Linked DNA regions of Homo sapiens: region 1 is linked to region 2. Evidence: read pairs that join two places in POLR2A ChIA-PET (ENCODE). Cell type or tissue: Panc1. All regions are shown on one strand. Each heading gives the region's core, and the rest is flanking DNA. Links, peaks and the distances in the headings are about the cores only. Region 1 overlaps GPC6 (glypican 6). Region 2 overlaps GPC6 (glypican 6).

What was found. ChIA-PET counts read pairs that join two places held together with the same protein. Peaks named below come from ENCODE experiments on the same cell type or tissue, not always from the same donor. Only the 100,000 strongest peaks of a DNase experiment are listed, where the experiment ranks them.
Region 1: POLR2A ChIA-PET joins it to region 2 with 5 read pairs; 4 of 35 experiments call an interaction of 5 or more read pairs at or near these places.

Annotation. Positions count from the first base shown.
Region 1 is chr13:93,747,537-93,759,080 of GRCh38, reverse strand. The region is part of intron 2 of GPC6 (glypican 6); the gene reads right to left. Among named protein-coding and RNA genes, the nearest start is that of GPC6-AS2, 110 kb to the left of the region's middle. In Panc1, for the core only: no CTCF peak of the experiment used is centred there; no DNase peak of the experiment used is centred there.
Region 2 is chr13:93,684,032-93,695,575 of GRCh38, reverse strand. All of the region lies in intron 2 of GPC6 (glypican 6), which reads right to left. Among named protein-coding and RNA genes, the nearest start is that of GPC6-AS2, 170 kb to the left of the region's middle. In Panc1, for the core only: no CTCF peak of the experiment used is centred there; no DNase peak of the experiment used is centred there; H3K27ac peaks cover 1,762 bases.

The DNA of each region.
Region 1 (11,544 bases), core at 3,702-7,701, 64 kb before region 2:
TGTATCTTGCAGCTTAATGGAAGGGGGCCTGTTAAATTCAGAGGAGTGGTTACTCTAGACAGGAGAAACAAAAGAGAAAGAAAATGCAAAAAGAGAACGGAAAAACTGTAGGTTAGAACTTAAGGCTCAGAGGCAGGAGAAAAGAAGTGGGGTCTGGGATTCAAAAGAAATGCAGGAGTCAGATAGATCATAGAGAGCCCCACATTAAAAATTAAACCTGCGAACAAGAACACAGGAAATTAGAAAATGATGACACATTTAGGAAATGCCAGTAGGTCAAAAGGAAGTGAAGTCAACATTAGCACTGCAGAGACAGCTGATTCAGTGTTCAACTTCTATGGTGTTTGAAGAGAAAGGGCAGGTATCCAGGGTGACCCTTTCATGCTCAAAAAGAAAAGGAAGAAAACATAACCCTTGGCATTCTTAAGAAGGAAAAAAAAAAGGCCTATATGTGTAGATAAATATACCTATTGATGTGGGAATTTTCTACTAACAAAAGTTTATATATATATTCATAAACTATATAAATTATCTACAGAGATTATTATCAAAACACTCAGGACAATATGTATATTTTATAGATTGATATGTATATAAATCAAATCTGTATCTCCATAGATACATAGATATCCCAGAGACAGAGAGACAGGGAGAGAGAGGAAAGACTGTACTCAAATCTGAAGTTGAATTGGAGAAAGAAATAAACCTGGATACATTGGTGGAGACTTTCTCCCTCAATACCTCAGTCATAACACTTGCCGACACTTCCTTCTCAGGGAACTTTTCTAACTTCCTCTCCCTCTACTGTGAACTGTTGCACCTCAGACAGCTGCCCTGTTGCCTCTTTTTGTTTATTTTTGAGCCCTGAAAATCAAAGTCATTTCAAAGTTAGCTGATGTGAAGCTCTGCCTACTGAACTAAAACAATGCAATGTGAGCAGATTGGCAATTCCAGGACCAAATTCAGTTAATGTGGTTGCACTTCCATATCCACAAACCTGTTATTTGACATTATGTGAGATCAGGGAATTAGTGCCTAGAAGTGAGGAAAAAATGGGAAAATATGAAATGACTGCTTACAGGAACAGTGACTGGATGTAATTTAGAATAGCACAACTTTAGTCCTGGAGGGGGCCTTGGAGATTTTTCAGTCCCTGAAGATATTAGCAACACAAATAGAAACCCTAATTATCCATTTCTGTTTTCTTTTCCTATATAAGGTGCACATTTGGCCTTTCTGAACCCAGCTTATCCAGCCCTATGTGAAGCATTCATAGGTGGCCTAAATGGCAGAATCCACAGTGCCTGAATTCAGACAAAAAATCTCTTCCTTCAGAATCCTTGCTGGAGTCATTCCTACTACTGCTGGTCATAGACTGGTCTAGGAATTGAGGAGTTGACTTGTAGGACTCAAGCATTTGACATGGAATTATTATCCCCTAGAAAGAGATGAACAAGGAGAGTTAGAGATGTGAGCTCTGAAAGGACTCACAGATAGGAATAACCAAGCAATGTTCACTGACAAAGGGAGGTTATTTTGCTCTAATCCTCTGTGGCTGAACAAGAATAGAAGTGTCCACTGCTTCTCACTGCTCCCATAGATCTCAGTAACAGAAAACTCTAGGCAGCTGGCAATAATGCCTCCTAACACCTGAGTTCTCTGTTACTGATTCATTGTGCTGCTCCAAGCTACAACCTTCTGTGGGTGTCTCAGAGAAGGCTCAAAGGCCCGGATGCCCCCTTTACAATCTGCTGACAGACTGTGCTGGGCCTGTGCAATAGAAGCTCCAATCTCCCATTCCCACTGTGAATTCACAGACTCTGGAACTCTGACGTCTCCATGAACCAGGTTTCAGACAATCACTGCTTATGTGTATTTATGAACATACATGGGCCTGTAGGGAGACTTAGGAACAAAACAGAGGGCTGGCATTAAGATCTTGGTCCAAAAGCCTTAATTTCCATGTGGGGAATTATTTGGTTGGTTTTTCTTGTTTAGCTAATTAGAGGTATCTGTCATAACATAAACATATACCTGTAGAACAAGGGAGTCATAAAGGGTTTGAAGTAGAATCTTTGCGATGTAAAATGTGCCACAGAGCAATTAGAGTATATTTTCACAAGCTCTATTAAACGGGTTGTGGAACTTAAGTCTGGAAAACCAATTTTACATCTCTTTGGAAGTGTTCTCATTTATTTGCCTAAGGGACAGTGTTACTGCTCACAGTTTGCAGTATTTAATCTCCCACTCCCTATCAAGCCTCTAAAACAAAATTGCCAGCTTATCAGTAGCACTTTGAAAGCCCAAGTATAGCTGAAAAGATTGGGAAGTTTGAATAAAGGAAAAGAAAAGTGATTCATTTCTTAGGGCTTCATCTCTTATGCCCCCAACAGCAGGGAAAAGCCAGTTCTGTACACAAAGCGCTACAAAGATTAACCCCATCTGTGTAAAATTAAGCAGCATTCTCATGCTTCTGCCTTGGCATTGGTGAATTCTCATCACAGAACAAACATAACACCCCAGTATCCAGCAGGCACACAAATAGAGTAATTAAAAGTAGTCCTTGAATAAAGTCCCAAGGCTTTTGGGACAGGAATTATATGGTGGCCATTTTGTAATCACCACAAGAAAGCTAGCTCAGCTCTGTAGATGGCCTCTGACCAGCATGTCCGGAAGTACATTTCTGTCTTTGGGAAGAGACTGCACTGTGATATTTCAACCAGGGTGGTACTCTTCTCTGTAGTGTAAGAAAATGGGTGGGGGTGTTATTTGGTGTCACAATGACCACAAGTTACTCCTGGAATATGGTGACCAGGGTGCCAAACATTCTGAAGTGTGCAATTTAATCCTAAACAATTAATAACTGCCTTGCTCCAAATGCTAAGAACATCTTGATTGACACACTGTTCTCACCATGGTGGAGCCTACGTAGAATCCCAGTGATGATTCTCATGGACACTGCTGCAGTTTACCCTCTTTAAAACTTACTGGGAATGAAAAAAGAAATAGAGATAGAATGCCAACAAAATATACACCTCTTCCACTAAAAATGTAAGCTATTTTTCTCCATCACAGAGGAAATCAATTTCTGAGATAAAGTTATTGGTGGAACAAAAGATATAACAGTAGAGGATTCCTCCAGCACATCTCTCTTACACAAAAATGCTCTGACTCTATAAAGTGAAATTCTTCTAGATTTCAAAAAAATTCTGTTCTTTAAAGCATATTGTTGAATGTATAACATACAATGATGAACACTGTATGTCTGTCATAGACTCTATTTTTATGTATAAATGAATCTTTCTTTCAAAATGTTGAAAGGCAATGCTATTCACTACGATGGCTCAACTTATGGAAGAACAGAATGTGTGGACAAAATGTGGAGCAAATGAACCTTCACAGGTTTTAGAATCTCTTTTTAACCCTTTTAGCAGATAGTATTCATACACTTCAAATGCCCAACGTTCTAAAACCAACTATTGACACAAAGAAATAAACAATGATACAAAAGCAAAGTGCTAACCTCTCCCTAGGGCATCTGTCTTAAAAGGGATCAAATCCATGAGCTAAAGTGAATTTCAGTGAGTGAGAAGAATTTCAAATGACAATAGGGCCTTTCCAGAGCTCTAAAATTCCTGCCACATAATCTGTATTTACTTAGTCTCTTTTGCACAGAAGTAGAAGTAGCTCAGAGCTGCTTCTATAGGAGGCAAAAGTGGTGGATTTTTTTGCAGTGGGGGCCACCATGGCCTCCAGCATTTCCTGTAAAATCCATCGGCCATCACTGAAGGAGGATGCTTCCTCCAGGGAAAATCTCACTCCGTGTGTCAGGGTAGCTTGCACTACCTTCCTGCTGGCAAGGTCCAGATCTTCTACATTGTGGTGGGTCCTAATCTTCTGGAATATGAGGATCTCTTCAAATGGCAAAAATATTTTGGAAACCCACACTTGCTATATGTTTAGAAACTGTTGATTGACACAATGCACAATGACAAAAGAAAACAAAGCTATACATGTTTAAGAATAAAATGATATGAGTCTGTATTTTATCAATTGTAAAAGTACCTGTCTACATTTAAAAATTAGTACATGTACGTGTAAAATAATATTTATCCAGTCTATAGAAACTGGTATACTTATGAATTTTAACTCAGCCCCTTGGGATTAACTCAGGAGTTCCCGAAGATCTGTATCATGGGACTGTGCTAGATTCATGCTCAGGCTTTGTAGTAGCCAAGTGGATTCCAGACCAATTTGGGTGGCCTCAAAGGTTACTAACATTAACTTAAATCAGGGAACAGAATCTAAATAGGAATGCAATTAATTATGTTTCTGTTTATGAGAACAGTAGTTCCATCGATTTTAGTTTTTTTTTTTTAAATAAAAAATTGGCTCTATTCTATGCCTCTCTAGACTTCCTTTTATTTAGCACTGTGATGGGTTTTACTCCTATCAATACTTACTGGTACTCTGATTCTAAGTGTAGGGGAAAATAGCATTCTTTAACATTTTGGAATAAAGGGTACCCTTTGACAGCTCTTTACCTAATGCACCCTGCTACTCAGCCATATGTGTCATTTTCTTGTACTGGGAATAAGCGATTAATTATTTATCTCTTTTAGCTGGGTAAGTTGTTTTCATTCTAAAGGCAACACAGAGGAAGGGATACAAGCATTTTGGAAGGTCTCACAATTAGTAGGTGTTAAGAATCAATATTATACCTGTAAGTAGGAAAAGAGAATAAAAAATGGCTTAGCTGATTGCCAAGATTCTAAATTAGATGGAATACTTCAGAATAATATAGGTTCTAACTGTTACTAATGTCCTCTCTTTGGAGCTAATATAAATATCTCCAGTTTAATTGACATATTAGGTAAAAACTGGGGAGAAACTATCTTTTCCTCCAAAAATAATCTTCACTGGGAAGAGGAGAAAGTTTGAAAATACCTTATAATATGGTTTAAATTGTCACAAGAATATTAAAGATAAAACAGAGCATGCTGGCTTCCAAGGAAGCCCTGGTTGCCAAGCCGCCTGCTACCCCTTCACTCTGCTCCTTCTATCACATACTCAGTCTCCACATGTGCAGTCTCCTTAAATTAATTTCAGCCCAGAATATTAAACCATATTCCTAGGCCAGGTGCAATGGCTCACATCTGTGGTCCCAGTGCTTTGGAAAGCTGGAGCAGGAGGATTACTTGAGCCTAGGAGTTGGAGGTTACAGTGAGCTATGATTGCATCACTGCACTCCAGCATGGGTGATGGAGCAAGACTCCATCTTTAAAACAAATAAATAAATAAGACAGAGAGTGAAAGGATGATTACCAGAGGCTGGGAAGGGTGGTGGGTGGTTGGTGGAGGGGTTGGGGGAAGGTTAATGGGCACAAAAAACATAGGAAGATGAATAAGACCTACTGTTTGATAGCAAAACTGGGTGATTATAGTCAATAACTCAATTGTACATTTTAAAATAACTGAAAGTATAACTGGATTGTTTCTAACACCAAAGATAAATGCTTGAGGAGATGGATACCGCATTCTTCATGATGTGCTTATTACACATTGCATGCCTGTATGGAAATATCTCATGTACTCCATAAATACATACACCTACTATGTACCCATAAAAATTAAAAATAAAAATTTAAAACCTAAAATAAATAAAATTATAAAAAACATATTCTACTTCTTGTTGTGTTACTGTAGATAAGCATGATATCTTATTTGCTAATTATTTCAAACACACACACAGACATACATACATACGCACATGCCGAGGAAAAGCTGACAGTGTTGTTAGTTGTGTTAGAACCATGCGGTAAAGAAATGGTTATATATAAATGTTCACTGAAGTGACATGGAAGACATTCCGCCAACACTAAGTAACGAGACACTATGGTCAGGGAAGTAACAGGGTCTCTTACTGTGTCAATCATGAGGAAGCTGGGGGCAAGGAATAATCCATTCTGAATATGTCATCACCAAAGCCTACCAGAGCGCAAGCAAGAACTCCCTCTTAATATCCCTACTCAGGCTCTTTCAGTAGCTTAAAACTAAGGAAGCAGGTTATCTAAAAAGTGTTTATTCTTCTAAATTCAGACTGAGAATGAAAGAAAGGATGTAAAGGGGAGACTGTTGGACACTCACAGGGGTGCTGACAATGTAAAGTTAATGTTGTGCAACCCGCTGAATCCATCTGATCATTAATTCACAAACCTCGGCAGTAGGGATGACAGCTACTGTGCCCAGAGGCTCAGTCATGCCTCAGCACTACCCCAGTAATTGTCTCCCAATAAAAGACATGCAGCCTGTCCCATAAATGTTGCAGCCATCAGTGGCATGAGTCAGGCCTTTAGGTCCTCAGGTCCTGTGGGGATGACAGCAGAGAACACGTTTCTGGAACTCCTCACCCACGCTGACAGATGCCCTTTCAACATGCAACTCTGTAACAGGCAGACTACTACACTCCTCAACAGCCAAGTAATCAAACCTTTCCCAAAGATATCAATTAGATTCTGTGGTGGTTTTCCTGAGCTATTCAATAGCTAAAATTATAATGTTGCCAGTGGTAATAGATTGCAACCGATTATTCCTAAGTGCTACCTTAGGCATTTTCTTTTTTTTTCTTTTTTTTTTTTAATGTAAAACACATAGAGAAGCAACAGTTCATCTCTTGTGTGAAGAGCATAGCATTTGCCTGACATATAATTTGAAACATCTCAGCCTTGACTTACATAAGGAGAGCCCTGCTGAGCTCCTGAAGATGGCATGTCTTCTAAGAAACTGCTGGAAGTGCATATTGCAGACGAACATGAGCTCTGAAACATCATCTAACTCCTCCATACCGTATTTTGTAAGATGGCTTGTTTACCATAGGAAGAACCTAGCAGGGTCTTGTGACCTAAAATAGATTGAAAATTATACAGTCTATGTGGTCCTCTACTTACTCGGAACCAACTTACTCCTAGAATCCAAATCACAACATTACAATCAGAATTAGAGTTCATAGATTTTTTTCTGGACTATTATACTCAGTATGCTCATCAGAAACAATAGAGCTGATTAATAGTATATTAGAAATACTGTCAGAGAAAATACAGCCTGAGAGAATTATTAAAGGGCATGTCAAGCCACACTGACATACATACCACACAAATCAGAATGGTGTGGCTGGAATTTAAGTGAGAGAACAAAATGGAAATGAGAGAAAAGAAAAGTGGTAGGCCAATGGGGGAGGAAGAGAAATCCTTCCACTAAAAGCATAGTGGAGCTCCCCCTTGTAATCCGAGCTCTCTGAGAGGCTGAAGCAGGAGAATCACTTGAGCCCAGGAGTTTGAAACCACCCTGGGCAAGATGGTGAGACCGCATTTCTACAAAAAAAAAATTTAAAAATTAGCCAGGCATGGTGGTGCACACCTGTAGTCTCAGCTACTTGGGAGGCAGAGGAGGGACGATCCCTTGAACCCAGGAGTTTGAGGCTGCAGTGGGCTGTCATTGCACCACTGCACTTCAGCCTGGGTGACAGAGTAAAACCCCATCTCTATAAAAATAAAATTTAAAAAATAAATAAAAATAAATAAAAATTACAAGTAAAAAGGACTTATAGCCACAGGGACAAAGCAAATGGTGTTTTTTTTTTCTTCTTTTTTCTGAAAACCTTGAAAAGGAGTAGTTATCAGACACACAATCATGGGAGAGAAACTGAAACTCAACAAAAATAATGTATTCTCAGAACTTTAAACCTAATGACTAACACAATGAAGTATAGCACATCCTCTAGCTACTATTGGTGGTGAGGCCACATCCCCTACATTCCTCTGATTTCAGGAGGAGAAAACCTGAGTCTGCCTCCACTCCATACAGGCTTGCTTCCTCTTACTTCTAGGCATTTTTTGTTTGTTTGTTTGTTTGTTTGTTTGTTTTTCTTTTTTTGGGACTTGAAAAGCTGTAACTTGCAAAACAGCACTCTATTCTTGCAAAGTAGCCAACTCTGTACTCCTCACTCTACAGATGAGGATCCAAAGACAGGGAGTTTGGAGGCATACAGAGAGTAATTAAGTAGGCTTTCTGCTTGCTTTCCTCCCTCCTTTTGCACACTGGTTTTGTCTCCAGAGGAGAAGTGAATGTAGACAGAGACCTCTCCGGATTCCCCTGGACATCTGGAAAAGCACTGTGGCATATGCTGTGAACCACTCCCACAGGCTCAACTTCTGTTGGACTCGCCTTGGAATCACCATGGTGGTAGTTCAGAAACAAGGCAGTTAAAACCATACTAAGCAGCTACCAAATGCCTGGCCTCACGCCCATCCAACCAACTAGGTAAAATCATGCGCCTCACAAGGGTTGACTGAAGTGGTTAGTTGGTGTCATTTAAAACTAATCAGGCTTGTTTCTAGTTCTGATCACAATTATAGCTGTGTTTTTAAGCTAATCTGCTGAGAACGGAGAACACGTGGGCTATACTGGGGTGTGTCTATTTTTATTTATATTCCAATTGTATATTTTTTACACTGAATCTATCTCTATCTGCTTCAGAGATATTTTACCACAGATCTGATTGAAATAGGAAGTAGCAACCACTATAAAGTAACTTTTATCCTTGAGAAAATATAGCCCTGAAGAAGTTAGTCTTAGGGTATGATGCCACTTTTATTTTTTGGTATGAATAGTTATATGCCATTCCCCATTATTTTTTAATAGCAGATCCAATATTCATATTTCTCAACAAAAGGGAAAAAAGGTTAACTACCTTCCAGCAGTAGCTCCTTGTATTCTAGTTTGCTACTAGAAATAGCCAAGTAGAATTCCCAAACAACAAATTTTCGTAGAAACATCCCACACACTGTGATCATTGGAATCTTCACTACTACTTTCTCCCTGATCGCTTATTCCTTTTGCCCTCCTTTGTCTTTACAGACAAATCTTACCAAATTTTAAAGACTCTGCTTAAATTCTATTTATTCTAATATTTTCCTACCATTTCCCAGATACAGTTTTCTCTCCCCTAAGTCTGTTTGTCATTTATTAGGCTTAAATGCACACTACCTTTTCTTTTTCACAACTTTCTGTTCTTTGTTATAGAAAATTCAAAACATCCAAAAGAGCCCTAGAAAATAAAATGCTATTACTCAAATATGCTGTCCAGGAAGTTAGAATACCCCAATAAATGGTATTTATAAATGCCCAGTTTTCAATATTTTCTCCAAAATATAGTGATTTTAATCCATCTCAATTTGTTAGAAAAAGGATAATCTTTTGCCATTTGACGTTGTATTTTTTTCGTCACAAGTAAGGCTGAAAAATTTATAGGTTGCTATTGGCTTCTTGGCTTTTTGGGGGTAATATCAGTTTAAGCCCTCTGTCTTTTTTCCCTGGGGTTGTTCATTTTTCATTACTATTATTGCTTTTAATTATAGAACCTTTACATATTATGCAAAGCATAATGTCATACATGTTATAAATATTTATTGCAATTTTTAAGTTTTATTATAATGCTCTACTGTTTAAGTATAAATTATTTAATGTAATCTGTTTGAAAATAAATTGAGATTCCTAATATAATGGTAGATTGTGTTGTAAAAGACCTATCCTAGGAAAAGTACTCAGTAAATATTCTTCAAGTAGCATATATCAAAGATTATCAAGTAATAGTCAAGGAAAATAAAAAAAAAGTCAAAGAAAAAATTCTGTACTGCAAAACGGTAGAAAGCAGTGAATTTCTTAGGATAAAACCAAAAATTGACCATATCCAGGAAGTGTAAGATAGAATTATAATATGGTTAAAATATCTTACCAAAGATAAAAGTAGGTTGGAAAATATGAACTACAAAATATAATTAACAGGAACTTAAGGTTAAAACAATCAAAGTTAAAGTACACTTAAGAAAATTCCAGGATTAAAAATAATAAAGAGTATGTGAGAAGTTGAAACATCTGAAGAATGGAAAATGGGATCCAATGTGTAATAATAACATTTCTGAACAAAAATAGTATAGTTGATTACTTCAGAAATGAAAAAGAAATAGGACTAGAAATAGCATCTTTGATTCTCATGTACTATATAACAATAAGAAACTGAATCCAACTGAGAGCCTCATTTTAGACAAAATATACAAATGACGAACAGTATTCTATGTACTTTTAAGAAGACAGCGTAGTCTATTATGAGATATAAGTCAGATTTCTTTGTGTTCCTCTATGAAAAAGTAAAAGCGTAACAATAATGGAAGAACATATACTCAAAACTGAGGTATTGTTCGTTTTCACTTGTTCATGAAAATAAGACACTCTTATCCCTTCAAAGACTTAGAAAATTCACTAAAGATATTCACTACAAAATCCGCTGGACAATTAATAAAGTATTGTATTAATTACCAAAGTAAATGCTACTCATTTGAAGACATAATTAAAGAACTTTGTGAATTACTGCTAATAATATTAACCAATTTAGAGAATTCTTAAGACTTAATTATGAATGGAATAAGATATAGGATGAAACTGCATATGAAGCCATAAACGGCAAAATTCCTTGTCATTTATAAAAACTTAAGAAAATATAGAATTAGAAATGTTGTATACTATTTTGCAATAGGCACTGATGATTAAAAATTGAGTGATAAACTTTTAAATTACTTAAAGATAGAAGAAAACATGGCAAATTCCACACAAAAATAAAAAAAGCAAAAAAAAATTAAATCACAAAAAGCTACAAATAAAAAGTGAAATAAGTAGGAAGAGATCAAAAATAGGAATTACTACATAAAACATGAAACTGTCTCCCTCACCTCATTTAAAAGTCAGAAATTCTCAGATTGCATTTAAAAATTCAACAAGTGGCTGCTTACAAAGCAATATGTCATTTAAAGGCTAAAAATAAGAAATTCAACAAAGATCTATCAATCAAATTTGAACAAAAGAATAGTATCGTTGGTAATATTGAGCAAAACAGAATTTAAGGCAGTAAGCACTACATTCGATTAAAGCAGATTATCATACCATTATAAAAGACAGTCAATCAGAAGCAAGTCACAACATCATATTTTCATCGAGCAAATACTGTACTTTAAAACATTTTTGTTTTTACATTATCTATTATCAAGTCATACTATGAGCCAGGCACTACACTAAGCACTGTGAATACAGATGTGAATAAGACCCTCCCCTGAAAGGCCCGCAGTCTAGGAAAGAAGAAAGGCATCTAAACAGGTAACTGCTGAATACAGAGGCTCCTTGAGTTACAATGGGGTTATGCCTTGGTAAACCCATTGTAGGTTGAAACAATGGTAAGTTGAAGATGCATGTCACACATCTAATCTAGCAGATGTCATAGCTTAGCCTAGCCTACCTAGAGCATGCTCAGAATGCTTACATTAGCCCACAGTTAGGTAAAATCATCTCCACAAATCCTATTTCTTAATGAAGTGTTGAATACCTCATGTAATTTATTGAATACTGCCCTAAAAGTGAAAAACAGAATGGTTGTATGGGTAGTCACATACGCAGCCAAAAGCACATTGATTGGGCCTGAAGAACATTTGAGGAATT
Region 2 (11,544 bases), core at 4,234-8,233:
GATACTTCTTAGTATCTAAAACAAAAGTGTATTTATAAAAGTTATTTTCAAATCACTGTTCCCTTATACATCAAAGGATTATATGATGCTTGAAAGTACACGTTGAAATAAATATTTAAATTATAATATTTAATATTTCTAATATTCATGTGTAGTTTTTCAAGTTCATTTCAATTCTCTATTTTGTTGGTTTAAAAATGAATAGAAGTGCTTTTTATTGAATGTTAAAAAATAACATGTTGGAATATTGTTATTTGCATTATACCTACTGCTGTCAATCTGAGAAACACAATTTTAAAAAGTAAGTAAATCAATTTCTCATTCTGCTAGCAAACATATTTTAGGGTGATTTCAGGAAGTATTTTTATAATAAAAAGTGGAGGCTCAGTAAACTTCTAAGTAAAGTTTATTCCATAAACTTTCATTGCTAAATATTTCATAAAATTTTATTTATTTATGGACTCATTTCTATGACTATTTTCTAATTGAACAAGCTTGATTATTCTTTTAGCACAGATTTAACTCACATATGCATCGTTTCTGAGCAGTTAGAAAATTTATTTAATGTTATGAGATTCCATTCTAAAGAGGAAGTTTATGATTAGAAGTACAAGGATGACTTTTTCATCATTTTCCAGAACAGAGGTGTGATTTTTTTTTTATTATTTCAAAACAGGCTAATTGAGAACAACTGAGATTTTGGTCAAGGCCCAGTGAGAATGACAACATAGGTGAATGTTGTTGAGGCTGATCCTGGGGAATATCAAGTGTTAGTTAAGTCAAAAAAAGAAAGGCAACTCAAGCTTCAGCAATGTCATCTTCAGTGTTTGCCTGAGAGTAGGACCTAAAGGTGCTGATACTGCCTTGTTTTCAATAAAGTTGTGCGGTGACAGTAACACAACTCAATTTATTCTTCCGAAGCCTGCATCTGGCACAAGGCCACCAGTGATGTGTAACTCGGTTTAATCACATTGGTCAGTCTTGGATTAGGCAATCTTGCAAGGGTAAGGCATTTTGTGAGCATTACCACTTTCAACAGCTTTCAACAGTTGGTGTAGAGTCCAGGTATCAACTTTGACTGCTGCTTTTCAATTTGTGTTCCTTCTGGAGCACAATTTTAAAATATGTTTTTGTGGAAAGAGATGAAACTTTTGAATAACATACAATAAGCTATACGGGAAAATATATTTTGAAATAGGCAATGAACTATAAGGAAATCCTTATTTTCAACAACCAATTTCTCACCCAGATAAACATCTCATCAAGCAAATCTATGAAGGCAAGCCTCATGGGCTCTATTCACCACTTCACGTTGCATTTCAGGGCCCTGTCTATGCACATAAAGAGAAACATTGTGCCGTAAGTAAAAAGAATCCAGCCACAATTTACAGAGTTCTTAACAGGGAATGTTGCATGTTTTTTATTTCAGAAATATTAATAAAAGAGCAAGAGAGGGGGAGAGAGAATTGGAAAAATCAGATGTGTTGCTGTTTCTCCTTCATAAATGATGTATAATTATATCAGGCATGCTGAAACATTTATGGATATTTCAATGAGAGTTGTATAGAGTTTTAACAGAATAAAAGCTTATTCAGTTACTTACATACATACTTAAATACAGTGAATTTTTCCATAAGTAGTTAAGTTTACTAGAAATCTATAGAAGGTGGGCATGAAACAATTAATTTTATTTAACTAATATGCACTTAAAATTGGCATAATTCTCAGTACTCCTAAGCTCTGCTTCTTAAACTATAAAGAAAAATGTTCTTTCAAAATATAACACGTTGGCTGGGCACAGTGGTTCACTCCTGTAATCCCAACAATTTGGGAGGCCAAAGTGAGTGGATCACTTGAACCCAGGAGTTTAAGACCAGCCTGGGCAACAAGGAGAAACCCTGTGTCTACCAAAAAATATAAATACAAAAAATTAGCCAGGCATAGTAGTGCATGCCCGTAGTCCCAGCTGCTCAGGAGGCTGAGGTGGGAGGATTGCTTGCGCCCAGGAGACAGAGGTGCAGTGAGCTAATATCATGCCACTGCATGGGCAACAGAGTAAGAGCCTGTCTCCCTACACACACACACACACACACACACACACACACACACACACAGATATACATACACACACACACATATATCTCCATATATATATATGAATGACACATTAAGAATAAATTACAGATTGGCCTTGGAGAGCATACTACTATTTATCAATAGCTTCTCATAGAGTTTGATGATCATCTGTAAAAAGATAAGTTAACTTTATCATTTAAACTACCTTTACTGTTTTAGACGTATTAATTACCTTGATTGTTATTTATGTGAAAGCACTAAGACTTATGTAAGTTAATGATACATGTATAATTCTTAACAATTTAAAGCAATTGGAGAGCCCTTGACTAGTGTATCACCCTAGTCACTATTGATTAGCCCAACAATGTACACCCAGGCTTGAAGATGCTAACAATCTAGCAGAAAAGAGAGGCCAGAAATTTCCTCTCCTCTATCTTGCTATTTATTACATAGTCCTTTATTATTTTTTTTCAAATCTACTTTTTAGCAAGAAAAGATTCATCATAGTTCAATAGAATTTATGGAAACCAGGCTAGGTAACAAGTATTTGACCCACACAAATTTGCTTTTAATACAAAGTGATCCATGCAAAGTTGCTTTTAAGTAAAAGTAAATGATAGAGTACTTTTATTCACTTAATTCATGAAAGAATTAAAATTAAGAGAGATGTAAGAAGAGAAATTTTATGTGTTACTGATTATATAAATATAGAGAAAAGTAAGGTCTTGAACAGACTATACATATTTTCAAATTAAATACAAATTTTCAAATATTTGCTTCACCTGATTTTATAAATTCTAGTGAGTGAAGAAAAGGCTTTCCTCATCAAAAATTTAACTGAAAAAAGAGTGAGAAAATAAGTACTAAAATTTAAGATGGTAGAAGGAAAATTTCTATATTTTCTAATGATCCATAATGTTAAAGCAAATGTAGTAACTGTCAGCACAGGAACTAACGAACAGTTCCTAGAACTATCTTACAGTTAATAATATTTATTTATCAAATATAAGAGACTGCCAAGCAGGCCATTCACTATCAACAGTGTTCCATTTCATTGTCAATGTAACTGTAATTAAACAATTATATGACTTAATAAAAACTTATAGTATACTTTTCTTCAAACATTGTAACTGTGATTTTAATAGTCATCAAACAAATGCTGACTTCTTAAAATAGTTTCAAATATTGTAAAATGCATTTGACTGAACATGAAATTTCTTAAATTACGGGAAATAAATCTGGGAACATAATTTCAGAAATATGCTTCATTCAGTCATGTTGGAATACAGAAATTGTAATTTCAGGTCGCATCTTATTCCATGGGCAAAAGGCAACACAGTGAAGCAGAAAAATCATAAGATTTTGATAATAGACTGACCTAGGTTTTCTTTTTAGCAACTTTATTTACTAACCGCATGACTTTACACATACTACTGAACCTCTATGAGTGGAACCCCAAAGTGTAATTTCAGCATTTTACATAAATGGCAATTCAATGATGCAAATAACCATTGTATATAAGTCAACCTTTACAGCAATGGGATAGGGTAGGTACTGAAGTATATATATTAGTTGTTCTCTCTAACTATAAAACTTCCAAAATCCATGTGTCTGAAACTTGCTAAATGATGATTATTTTGCTCACTAAAACATGATTTTTTGATTACTGAACAAGTTAAATTTAACAATATATCACGGCATATAAGATCCTTTTTAAAGTTTTTTAAATTTCATAACTTATCATAACATAGTCAATGTCAACTTCCAGGCCCATACAGGACAGCAACAATTAAGCTATTGGCCTTATATAAATAAAACCAAGAGTTGTATAATGTAATAAACATTCAGTTAGAAAAACCTCAGAAACATGAAGGTGTGAATAATTTTTTCATTTGAAATAGCAGTATGAATCTGAAAAAAGTGTTTCATGGAAAAACAAGAAGTCATCAGCTCTGAAAACTCTTTTATCAGATTAGCGTCAAACAGGTTTATCTTCAATGTGATAAGAGAAAAAAAAAAACCATGGCAAGCCTTTAATCCTACAGAAGAAGCCAAATTTTCCTTTCATAAATACAGAGGAGTTTAAAGATAATTTAAAAAAAATATATAGGAATAAGCAAAAGTGGCTTGCAATTGTAGTCACAATGAGCATAACCAACCAATAATTTCTCAACTGCCCAAAGGTTGATGCACAAAAGTTCTTTTGGTAGATCACTTCTCTACATTATAACTAAAATATACAGACTTAAAGCAGCTGCTGACTTTGGGGTAGAGAAAGGAGGCTGGAGAAAAAATAAGATGTTTCATTTTGTTACCTTTCACTGCAAGAGGTAAATTACTTGTGTTCTTATTGAAAGAAAAGGATATTTGTGATTTAAAATCTTACTGTGTTCTCTTTATTTGGTAAGGAAAGATAAATGATAATGGGATAACTTAGAGAAAACCGCTCTGGACAGTAAAGCTGAAGCGAATAGATTAAAAATGGGTCAGAGAGAAGAAATACACTAATTGTTTTTTAGGTGCACAATTTTAGGCACTCCAGCATAGTGAGGATTGGCTAGGGAACAACTAAATGACAAAGAAGAAATCCACTAATTAAAAATAAGTTATTTGGGATGATCATTTTGTAAAAAGAAAAAAATGCTGCAGATAGGAAAAGGTAAGATAAAATAAAATAAAATAACCTCTTCATTAAAACTGAAATTGCAATTTCATAGAGGAAATCTTGGCTACAATTCCAGGCTTAGATCTTGCTTCAGCATAAAAATGGGGTGGAGGTGGTGGGCAACCAGAAGTTTATAGGTTTAACATAGAGAATGAAATTCTACCTGCTCCTTTGCCATAGCTTTCTGTGGAAATGTGTTCTCATGTTGAGAGTCGGGCTAGAAAGTAACGCAGTCTTAGAAAAGAATGACGTTCTTGGGAAAATGAATAGGTTTCCTGATCTTGTAGGAGGCATGGCAAACATTAAAAAAAAAATTAAAAAATCAGTTTTAGAATCAGAAAATTCTAGTGAGAGGCCATAAAAATCAAATAAAGGGGTATATTTCAGGATATATATATATTTTTTCCCATTTCGCTCACTTTATCAGAGCATCTCAGCTGCCAGGGAGCTGTCCATGGTCCTAGACTTTCTAACAAATTTAGTGAATGATCCTTTTCCACCCTTTGGACCCCACCTTGTCCTCCTGACTTGCACTACCACCCACAGCCATTATTTATCACAAATTAAATTTTGTTTGACTTTAGGTATTACCCAGGTCAATTATATATCAACATCCACATCAAAAATTGACTTCAGCTTAACCCAATACCAGCTCCTTACTCCAGGCAAACTTATCCCTATTCTTACTCTAGTGAATATTGTCTAAATTGAGTTAAAAGCAAGTTTTCCAAAAGGTTAATTCAAAGTGCAATCATCAGTTACATCCCCTAAAACCAAGTGAAAGATATTCTTTGTTATTAAAGTAACTAAATGCTAAATTTTCCCATCCTGAGTATCTATATCACTACAGATCTGTAGGTCTCATTCTAACAGAAATGCATAAGCAATCTAACAGATACTGGTTTCACTATATATAAGGCCTGCTTAGGCTGAATGACTAATCTAAGACACTGGACTGATTTAAGTGACTGATTTAAGACAAACTGGAATTGTATTTAAATGTATAATCAATATCCTTTCTGCTTCCAAAAATAATTACAGGGAATTTAAAATAAAAGGCACATAGGCAACATTGCTGCAAATTAGAAACAGGGCGAAATATTTAGATAAGGACAAGAAGTAAATATTTAAATATGGAGGGAATAGTCATTGTGATTTAATGTTTTAGGTCTGACCTGGATAGACAGAGAAAAATGGGAAATAGGACCATATACATACAATTTACAAACAGGCCACATGTTTTTCTGACTCTGGCCTTTGCCTGAGATATTTATTTAACTGGAATGCCTTTCCTATGTTGCTTTCCCTATTAAAATGCCATACATTTCTCAAGTCTGAGTCTGTGTGCCTTCTCTCCTAATCTCCTATTAATCCCCCCTAATGTGCTTGATACTCCTTGTTTTGCACTCATGTAAGATTTTACTTATATAACTTTTAACATTTATTTAAAAGATAATCATTTGTTACATATCTGTATTTTCAAACAGACTTTAAGTTCACTGAAGACAAAAAACATATCTGAGAAGTAGTAAATCATAGTCACTCAAATAAAGTTTTGTGGATTGTTTGCAATGGCATCCTTCAGCAAGCTGTTTATTTAAAAATAATACTTCAATTTTAATTTTGTTTTTGCCTTCTGGGATCGCCATTTGTGCTATTAAATAGAAACCTGAGTACTCAGTGTGTTTTCACTAAGCAGGGTTAGACTTAGACCAAATAAAAATAAAAATAAACCCTGTAGAGAAAATAACTCCCTGAAGTAAATCTGAGGTTTAAAATAGCAGCTTATAGTATAGTAGAAATAGAGATGACCTAGGTTCCCCTGGGCAAGTCTCAGATACTCTATAAATCAGAGAACAAGCAAACCTCATAGGATTTTTAGAAATATATTGTGCTAAAATATAATTAACATAAAATTTACCATATTAACATTTGTAAGTGTGCAATTCAATGGCATTAGACATATTCACAATGTTGTGTAACCATCACTTCTATCTACTTCTAGAACTTATTCATCTTCCCAAACTGAAACTGTGTATCTATACATTAATTCTTGATTCTGCCCTCCCCTCAGCACTTTATAACTTCTATTCTACTTTCTTTCTCTACGAATTTGCCCACTCTAGGTACTTCATGTAAGTGAAATCATGCAATTGTTGTCTCTTTATGCCTGTCTTCTTTCATTAAATAATATTTTCAAGATTCATCCACATTGTAGGATGTTGTCATAATTTCCTGCCTTTTTATAGCTGAATCATATTTCTCTGTGTGTATATAGTGCATTTTGTTTACCCATTCACCTGTTGATGGGAACTTGGGTTGTTTCGACCTTCTGTCTCTTGTGAAAAACACTGCGATGAACATAGGTGCACACATATCTAACGCTCTGCTTTTAACTTTTGTATTTATACCTAGGAGTAAAATTGCTGGATCACATGGTAATTATATGTTTAACTTTTTAAGGAACAGCCAAAACTCCCTGACTTTTACAATAGTTAAATGAGAAAGGGCTTTCTAAGCACTAATAAAGTCTACTCATTCTTCTCTCAACTTGTGCTTATTTCTGGTCTCTCTTACTTCTTGCTTTAGCTGCTGAATTCAATTATTTCTTCAACTCCTCAGTATCTGCCACCCCACACTCTATCTTATACATCCTCTCTCCTATCAAAACAAAGTTATCTCATAATCCCAATTGGTTGATAAATTGAAACGTTGACAGCAAATAAATAATGGCTTCTAAAGAATGAATTGGGAATCCAACCAATATTGTATATATTCTCAAGAGCTTTCTTTAAAAAGTGAGTTAATTTTATGAATGGCTTTTGCTTTTTTTTCTGATTAACTCATTTTTTAAGAAAGCTCTTGAGTATACCTGGACTGCCTGCCTCTGGACTTCTTTTGTATAAGAGAGAAATAAACTTTTTCTCATAAAAAAAAAAGCCAAACACACAAAAATCCTAAGGCTTTGAAATATTAAGGTACCTTAATATACGGAAGGGATGAAAGGGTTAAGTGGGCCTCTAGGAGCCCAGACAATGCATTCAGTCCCTTCTCATGATACGTAGTAGCCTTGGCCTTTCTTGATAGGTTTGGTAAAACTAGCCTATTTAAAAATAGTAGTAACAGATAACATTAATATGTTAGCACTTATTGGGAGCATTTTAAGAACTTTACATATATATTAATTTGTTTAAGCCTTACAAAATATCTTTATAAATTAACAAGCTAAGCAACAGAGATTAAGCAAATAAGTCAAGGCCAATAAGAAATGGCTCTAGCAGTATTTAAACCCAAGCATTCCTGCTGCAGAGACTGTTGGTAACCACTACTTAATATAGCACACCAAATATCAGCCAATGAGTTGGCCTCAACTTTCAATTCCTTACAAGTCTTAAGTGCTGGGACTGATTCATATGCAATACTCAGTTACTCAGCCATAAATTGGCTTACTTCAACAAATATTTATGTAATGCCATTACTTTTAAAGGCAACAACTGCAATTACTTTTGCACCAACCTAATATAAACCAGATTAATATTGGGATGAAGAATATAGGATAAAGGCTTCAGAGATGAGGGGGACAGAATTGATTAGAAAATAATTATAATTCTGTAAGAAAACAATTATATACTAAGAAGAAAGATAATTCAGTACACACATTAGACAAGCATTTATTTATTAAATTAAACTGATTTTCTACATATATGACAAGAACATGAAATTTAAGAAATGAAAATATTCCAGCAAAGAATTCCAGCTTGACAAAAATGAACTTGATTAATTACATAATCACAAATATCTGAAGATATTTGTTACAGTATTTTAATTTATTGTATGTGACCTTAGAAAAATAAAATGTTATATAGGCTTTAAAATCGGCAATGGGATAATATGCTCAATTCTTCTCCATATAAAAATGTTCAGCTCAATATATTAGAGAATATAAAGATTGATTGCTAAAAACAAGAGGAGCTATTCATCAAAACTACTGTTCTTCATTAAATGAAGAATACCAAAAAAGGGTGACTATAAACTGTTTATTTTTAAGTATTCAAACTCTGTAAACTCTCTATATTCACCACCTCAAAAGAAAATGTAGAAGGCAAGAGTTGAATAAAACTTTGAAAACAATTTTTAGTCATATATGACTCTTTTAACAATTCCTTAAAAAGAATGATTCACAATGTATGTTTACTCATTTTGGTAAAAATGAAAAAGTTCTAGGCAGTCAATGGTAGCAGAAGACACAGTATTGTTCTTTCTCACCAAATAAATGCTGTAGTGAAACCAAGATTATATGCCAATAACCAAAACATTTTAGTCCCATGAGACTGTTGTACTGAGGTACAGAAGAAAACAGGACAGCCTCCAGCAGGCCTCATGCATCCTTCCAATGGGATCACAGAGACTCCAAACACCCTTAATCTCAAGACAGCCAAAGGATATTGTCAAGATGAGAGATGTACAACTTTACACATTTATTTTAACATTTAAAATACTCTACTAAATGCTACATCATTGAAATATTGAAACTAGTTTCTGATTTTATCCAGTATGCTTCTGAAATCATTATTCATTAGTATTATCAGAAGTTGGATTCTTAATCCTGATTATGTCGCATTGAAGGTGAAGGCAACTGGGTTAAACCTATTTAAAGTGATGTGATATAAACAAAATCATGGGGGATATAAAGATTTGTACTCATATAGGACACAATATAAGATAAATGCTGACTTATCAAAACTGCTATCCAAATTGACTAGTTAATAAAAGCAAAGTAACCACTTCTGGGACAAAGGCACATCAACATCAGACTACAGTTTTTGAGTTGTTGTGTGATATAACAGAGAAGAGATTTAAAGTCAGAGAACCTGGCCTAGCAAATTTCTGGCTCTGTCAACTAAGTTAATCCTATTAGGTATGAATTTCTTCCAAAATTCATAATCTGAAAAATGAGGATAAAAATAAAAATACTCTTCAATCTTTCCTACTGGGGTTGTTGTGAACGCAAGGAAAAATATTTGAGAAAATATTTTTCATAAAATATAACATGCCCCCTTAACTGTGAAATGTCAGTGTAGGAAAAGAGCTGTTTGTTTTTTTGTTTGTTTGTTTTATCTGTGGGAAGCTAATGTGACCTTATAGAAAAATCAACTAGCGACTCCAGGCTCATCAGCACCAGAGTCCAACCAATTAAGCTAAGTGGCATAAGACCACCCACATTTCAAAATAAAATTTCAAGCACATGAAATAGAGTAATGTGTTTATAATGTTAAATGAGGTGTTTCATAATTAATTTTAAATGGCAGGTGTTAAGCTTATACATTCTCTGGCACTTCATGCTCCATAATGCCAATATGAAATTAAAAATAACAAAATACAAAAAACTAGCACTCCATGTGGAGATAGTATGAGCAAAATTGAAATGTCTCTACCTTGATCATTTGGAACTACTACATGCATGGCCCCGGATATAAGGCAATTGACAACCAGGCTGCAATGGGCATGCCTCACAAAGCGTGAGACTTGACATCAGCTCTTTCAGGTGCTCTTGGCATCTGACACTGCTACCTGGAACAGCCAAAGCTTCCTGGCTCTCAGTCCTACTACAGGCACTGGTCTGCCTTGAGGCCTTTGTGCTGCCTACCACAGACCATTTTTAAAAATGAATACACTGGTACTCTCAAATGAAAGAGAAAATAGACTTTTGCAATTAAAATAGTTCTCTGTAGTAACTTGGAAATGGGTGGTAGTGACTTAAATAAAAGATATCTTAAAATCTTTATTCATAATATTAAGTCAATTTCAAAGCAGTGATTTTTTGCTACCAGATATATGATGCATTTTTTTCAGTTAAAAGAATGATTTTGACATTCCAGAAAAGCCTTTGTCATCATTTTACAGCTCCTTATGAAATGGGAGAAATAATAAACTATTTCAGGATTTTGTTTGTCCTACATGCAGATAAATTATCTATGGCTCCTTCTTAACTTTAGGCATCCCTGATGTTTCCAGATTGATAATGTGGTTAAGAGTTTTAAATGCTATCCTTCTTTTTTTTAACATTTAGAGTATTTTGTAATATTACAATAAAATTTTTACTTAAAATACATGTATGTAAGAAGTTCCAACTGAGTGTCAGGTACTGTTCTTAGAGCTGGGAATATAAAGGTGAAAAAAATAAAATAAAATAGTCCCCTAGGTTGCTCAGTGACATTATAAAAAACTTCAGTCCTTTGCTTTTCTGCTCTGCTACCCTCAACATGACATTTGAGTCAGCAGAAAATATTCATTTTAATCTTTATAAATATTTTGAAGTTTTGTGTAACACATTTAAAAATTTTGCAGGCTTGGCGTGGTAGCTCACACCTGTAATCCCAGCAATTTGAGAGGCCGAGGCAGGTGGATCAGCTGAGGCCAGGAGTTCGAGGCCAGCCTGGCCAACATGATGAAATCCCACCTCTACTAAAAATACAGAAAAATTAGCCGGGCGTAGTGGTGGGCACCTGTAGTCCCAGCTACTCGGGAGGTTGAGGCAGGAGAATCTCTTGAACCCAGGAGGCGCAGGTTGCAGTGAGCCAAGATTACACCACTGCACTCCAGGCTGGGCAACAAGAGCAAAATTCCATCTCAAAACACAAACAAACAAACAAAAAATTTGCAGTGGAAAATCGAGAATAGAGAGGTATGAAGTAATAAATCTGTCATGGCTTGCATGCTTGTGTTCTGCCAATTTCATATATTAAATCCTATGCCCCTGTGTGACGGTGTTAGGAGTATAGCATTAGATGAGGTCACGAGAA